2 separate regions of the Mus musculus genome follow, and region 2 is linked to region 1. A link is a loop called in an ENCODE intact Hi-C map of the cell type or tissue named here. Cell type or tissue: heart. All regions are shown on one strand. Each heading gives the region's core, and the rest is flanking DNA. Links, peaks and the distances in the headings are about the cores only. Region 1 overlaps Cacna1d (calcium channel, voltage-dependent, L type, alpha 1D subunit). Region 2 overlaps Cacna1d (calcium channel, voltage-dependent, L type, alpha 1D subunit).

Evidence for each region. Hi-C counts contacts between places; a loop is a spot of excess contacts. Peaks named below come from ENCODE experiments on the same cell type or tissue, not always from the same donor. Only the 100,000 strongest peaks of a DNase experiment are listed, where the experiment ranks them.
Region 2: a loop joins it to region 1, with 5 times the contacts of the local background. A loop is called at or near these places in 3 of 42 quality-filtered maps.

Annotation. Positions count from the first base shown.
Region 1 is chr14:30,099,348-30,102,147 of GRCm38, forward strand. Cacna1d (calcium channel, voltage-dependent, L type, alpha 1D subunit) reads right to left here. Exons shown (of 47, transcript NM_001083616.2): 26 at 1,350-1,496. Among named protein-coding and RNA genes, the nearest start is that of Gm52106, 28 kb to the left of the region's middle. In heart, for the core only: no CTCF peak of the experiment used is centred there; no DNase peak of the experiment used is centred there; H3K27ac peaks cover 294 bases.
Region 2 is chr14:30,046,559-30,049,358 of GRCm38, forward strand. Cacna1d (calcium channel, voltage-dependent, L type, alpha 1D subunit) reads right to left here. Exons shown (of 47, transcript NM_001083616.2): 43 at 2,413-2,562; 44 at 650-813. Among named protein-coding and RNA genes, the nearest start is that of Gm52108, 12 kb to the left of the region's middle. In heart, for the core only: a CTCF peak has its summit at 1,667 (motif pointing right); no DNase peak of the experiment used is centred there.

The DNA.
Region 1 (2,800 bases), core at 94-2,593:
TGTGTATTGGGGGAGGGACATGAAGGCCTCTGAACACAGCTGGGTCACTGAGGCCTTAGGCCTCAGGCGCAGACAGCTGGTATGTTGATGAGAGGTTACCCAGATAGAATCATTCAAAGAATATCTGGAGAACTGAGAAATCAAAAGAATTTCACAAACAGTCAGCAATGCAACCTCCCACGAAGAGATAAGAGATAAAGTGAATCACATTGACATACTGAAGGAACTGAAAATTGTGTGTGAACTGACAGATACCCTGCACCCAAACAGAAAGTTCCAACATACGGCAGAACTCTGGAGAAGGACACCACCATAAAACACCCCAACTTAGACTAGCCCACTCGAATGCAGCCCAGGACCCCAGCCCATGGTAAAAAGGCATTCACATCTCTCCTTTCATCTTTACTTCTCTCTAGCAGGGCAGATATCACCACCACTCCCTTTTTATCGAGGGTCAGAAAGGCATCTGAGTGCCAAGGTCACAAGGTCACCAATGCTCAGCAGCAGAGTCCAGGGCTAGGCTCTGGCCCTGTAGCTCTGAGCCCCAGGCTGGTTCACATCCTGTCAGCTGCCTCAGTGGCTAACTGAACCCTGGCAGCCAGCAAGAACCAGCCTGGGCACTCCCCTCCTCAAGCTCCTCTGGGCATGGGGCATGTGAAGAAAGGTAGAAGGATATCCGAGGTTCCTTCTTGCCCTTTCTTTTCTTTCTTTTTTATGTTCTGGGATCCACACTCAGCCAGATCCCAGCCACGCATCCAGATTCTCTTCTGTACTAAGTATGTCTATGAAACATTTCTACTAGCTCTGGGCTCAGGGCTCAGAGCAAGCACAGTGCCTCAAACATTCGAGATCTTCCACATTGTCTAGCACAGCATATTGCATGGGGTTTACAACAAAGGCGTAATTTATGAATGAATGTATAAGCACCTCCATGAAAGAAAAGTGGCAACTGCCCATGGCTGGCACACACATGAATACTCATTCTGTATCAAGATGAGTGGAAGAGTGAATGGCAGTTTGGATGCTGTCAAATCCTCTTTAAGAGCATCAGAAGGGCAGCTACCAACAGAAGTTTATACAACAAATGTCTCTTAGGACCTCTTTAACCACACCCAGAGATGCTGCCCAGGTACTTCCCAGAAGAAAGACGCAGATGTTTAACACCTGCCTGTTCAGATGGAGGAGCCATGATGGGCAAGAAATGATGACAATTTGCCCAGCGTTAGTCACAGGCTAGCTCACTAGCTGTGAAGAGCAAAAGTCGCACCTGCTCAAGGAAGGAAGACAGCATGGAGTTGCTAAGGAGCAGATACGGACCTTGTGGGAAATAGAACATTCTCTATACTCACGCGGGCCAGCCCTCAAAAGTTGAGACTGTGAACAGCGCCATCATAGCCGAAAGGACATTGTCAAAATTGAAATCACTATTTTGCCAGATCCTCTCACGGACCACAGGACTGTCAACATCGCCGTCCTTATAAAGAATGAAAAGCCCCCTGTAGAGGAAAGGCATTAGAGTCATCCTGGCTTCACGCATGACAGTATTAGTCCCACGCTAGAACATTACATGTAGTCTCAGCCAGGCCATGTACCTGAGCACAGGCCAGGTGGAGTTTCTCCCCTGCTTTTCCCACATTTAATCTGCTCTATAGCTCAAATAAATCCCTAGTATTGTCTAGTGTAAAGTAGGCTCTCTGGGGCAGGAACAGCTAGACAAACAGTGTGGACCCGTTGGCAATTAGCTCTGACCAAATGGTAACTTGTTTCTCACATAAGACAGGCTGGGAACACATGTGGAAAAATCAATACTTTGGCCATGGAGAATTCCATAAACTCTTGAGAAGCAAGCTGGGGTATCTGCTTGTCCACAATCTAGTTTCAACAAATCTCTTCCTTTACATACCATTGATATTACCAATTTTCCTTCCAAAACAATTCTGTAACTGCTGTCACACACCATTTCTTACAGAACTGTACTTGTGGATGGAGCCCAGAGATAAAGCCCGTTACTGTCATTTCCTAACAACAGGCAGCTAGAGGGAAGGACCTGCATAGCCACACTGTGGCTGCACTAATCAACTTGTGTGGTGCTCTGCATCCCCCTGCCCGGGGCTGATAGCATCTTTGAAGATGTATGTAGTCAAAGACAAACTGTACCTGACACCCCACAGCCACGTCATTTATTCAAGGAAGCCCAAACCAAAGCACACGGGGCAGGCAGCTAGACCCCTGCAGGATGTAACTCTAAAGGTCAAGGACATGAGTTTCTGTGGCCATAAGCTCTGGGTAACGTATGCATGGACTGGGAAAATTCCACGTTTGCCGAGCATCTTGAATTATGATATGCAAACATTTCTTGCTGCTTCTCCTTTGTTGACGGTTGTGAAGAGAAATGTGCCATAATATGGGTAAGAATCAAAATAGGACCAGGGAGCAAAGACTGCCAAGTCTTCCAGAAGAGGGCAGCCCACTCCTGAGCCCTGGGAGTGGAGCTGCAAGTTTGACTTGGGAGAGTACCGTTCACGTTCCTCAGATACTGGGTGGCCCTCAGTCACTTATTTCAGGGCTCCTTCCCCCAGCAGACAGGCTCCATACTAAGGAGTTAGAGCCACCTACATTCTTTTGGGATGATAAAAATGTTTCAAACCTTGAGAGAGGCCCTGACTAAACAATGACTGACCACACTGAATAGACGTGATTTTTACTTTACTTGAGTTTTGCCTAGACTTGAAAATATAAACAAATGACAGAAGACCAAGCGCCATCCTTCCAGGCCTGAGCTCAGGGGATAGGCCTTGAC
Region 2 (2,800 bases), core at 177-2,676, 53 kb before region 1:
GGGACCAGGGCACTCAAGTGTCCCCTTGGCCATGTAGGTGTGGGATAAGTGAAGACACAGACCTGGAAGAGGGGTGGCAGGAACCAAAGGGCAAAGACCCCTGCTGGGCCTCACTTACACCTGTTTCGTTTGGTATCTATGGATTAAGGAAAGGCTTCATTTAGCAGCATGTGTTTGGGGCTAATTAAATATTAAGCACTCAAATGGATTTGACTAGACTCCCAGCAGGCCGTGGCAGCTGGGGTGGGGTATGGCCACCCATGTTCTTTCCTGTGTGCTCAGTCAGGCTCGGGAGCTCCTGTGTTTCGACTGTTCTTGGTTATTAAACAGAATCCTCAATTTAGCTTCTTTCCTCCGAAACACAAAAAATGGATATTCTTTACCATCATCAAACACCCATACTTGGCAAAGTTCAAATGCCCTTCTAGGGGTTGGCAGAGCCTTGGGGATGACCCTACAGGTACAGGAGAAAGGAGAGCCCCCATTTTGCTTTGGGCCAGGAAAGCACTGTCTATCCAGGTACTGGCTGGTCTTAGGAGTTACCAGCACTTCCCTGGTAACACACATCAATTATTAATCCAGGGTTAGGATGGGGACAGGCATGGTGCCCTCTGGGAGGCTCCACCCTAAACAAGAAAGCTGGCCTCACATGGTGGGGTAGGAGGTAGAAGACGTCTCCTCGGAGATCTCCGTGAATCATAGCCAGTGGGAGAGTCATCATCTTCTAAGAAGCCTTGGGGGTGGTGGTAGCCTCGGGGCCTCTCAAAGTCCATGGAGCTGCCTGGGTACCTGTTGTAGTAGTTGTAGTTTTGCCTGGCAGTTAGTGAGAGAAAACATGAGAAGGCACTTGTGAGGGTCTGGGCAAGAACACTTGACCTAACTCCTACAAGCCCTGTCTTATGAGTGGTGGAAACTTCCGGGTAGAAAACAAGGACCATCTCCGGAGATTGGAGCTGGAGGCTTGGAATAAGACACATGGCAGTCATTTTCATGCCTGGGACACCCTCAGGCCCGAAGCGAATGGTGATCACACAAAGCTTGTCAACTGGCTACCCTTTACTCGTCTCCTGGAGGCCTCTGTCCCAAGGAGCTGCCCTCTCCAAGTACCCGGCAGGACACGGAGCTTAGAGCATGCCATCAGTGTGCAGGCTCAGTACAATGTAAAAAGTGGGAGAGAGTGGTGAGTTCCACGGTTGGGTTCTTGTTTGAAGGGCATGATTCAGTTCCAAACAGGAGAGATGCGAAGGCTGGCCTGCTGCTGCTGTTAAAGTAGACTGAGACCAGCAGGGGTGGCTAGGACACCTGAGAGGGAGACCTGGGATGACAAGCCCCAGAGGTGGGGTGTACATAGGTCCATGTGGCTCCAAATCAGTGAATGTGGAAGTTGGGCGCTGGTGGGAGGTGGTGGAAAAGGGCCTGTCAGAGCACAGGTAAAGGTGAGGCTGTGTCTCAGGAGCCAGGCAAGGAGCCATAGCACCATTTCAACCTGGTGGCCCCAGCCTGATGAAAAAAGTGAGTCACGGGTCAGGAAGGATTGGGGTAGGTAATTTTGTCCTCCAGTACTGGCTGCAATGTGTCTTATGTTTAAAAAAGATTTATTTATTTATATATTATATATATGAGTGTTTTGTGAGCATATATGTGTGCTCTGTGCATGCAATGCCCATTGAGACCAGAAGAGGGCATCAGATCTCCCTGGAACTGGAGTTAAGTGATAGTTGTTAGCACCACGGGCCATGTGGGGGGCTACAAACAGAACCCAGGTCCTCTGGAAGTACGGCAAACACTCTTCATCCTTGAACCATATCTCCAGCCCTGTACAATGCCTATTTTAGCCAGCAGCATTCTTTCTGCAGGACAGAAGTTGGGGGAGGCACCTCTGCTTGAGGGAAGCTGTTCCTACCTCTTGTCCCCATACCTTCAGGAGGCCCTTTCATTGGCATAGGAAGCAGGAGTCACTGAGACTCCAGCCAGCATGCTATGCAAACATAGCTGAGGCTGGTGTTCCTATGTCAGTTAATAAGAACTCATCTCTCAGGCCAGGTGTAGTGGAGCACACCTTTAACCCCAGCACTTGAGATGAAGGCACACAGATCTCTGTGAGTTCTAGGCCAGCATGGTCTACAGAGTTCCAGGATATCCAGTGCTATGTAGAGAGGCCCTGCCTCGAAATACCCACCCCCTAAAACAATCTAACATCTGAGATGGCAGGGTCTGAAACCGTGGAAGTCCAGTTCCCAGGGCCAGAGCCTTTCTGAGGGCCCCCGGGGCCCAGGGTGAAATAAGGCAAACTTGAACTCCTGCCCTGATGTGTCAGAGGAATCCTGAGTGTGTGTGGCTCTCTGAGCCCTCAACAGGAGCAGAGTAGAGGACGGCTGGTCTTCTGAGCTCTGCCCAGGCTGAGCCCCTCACCTGCTCCAGGTGGGAGAGCTGTCGTCCTCACAGCACTCCTCGCTACTGAAATACTCCTGTTCCCCCAAGCAGCGGGGGTCTCGGAAGTAGCCGTGTATCTCAGGATCTTCACGGCAAATGGTTGGAAATTGCTCATCTCCTGACTCAGACCTGCAGTTGGGAAAGAGATCTGAGAGCTTGAGGAGGTGGCAGCTAGATCCTTCAGCCATGCCTCTGCAACAGCCTGTGTCCTCCCTCAGAGTGCCTCCATCTTCCTACGCATCCCTGCCCCGGGGCCATAAGACTACTCAGGCCCTGGCCAAAGTGCCCTGTGCCTGTGCCTCTGTGTGTGTGTGTGTGTGTACTTGTGGTCTCAGTACCTTGCCCAGTGCTAGGGCCAAACCACTGT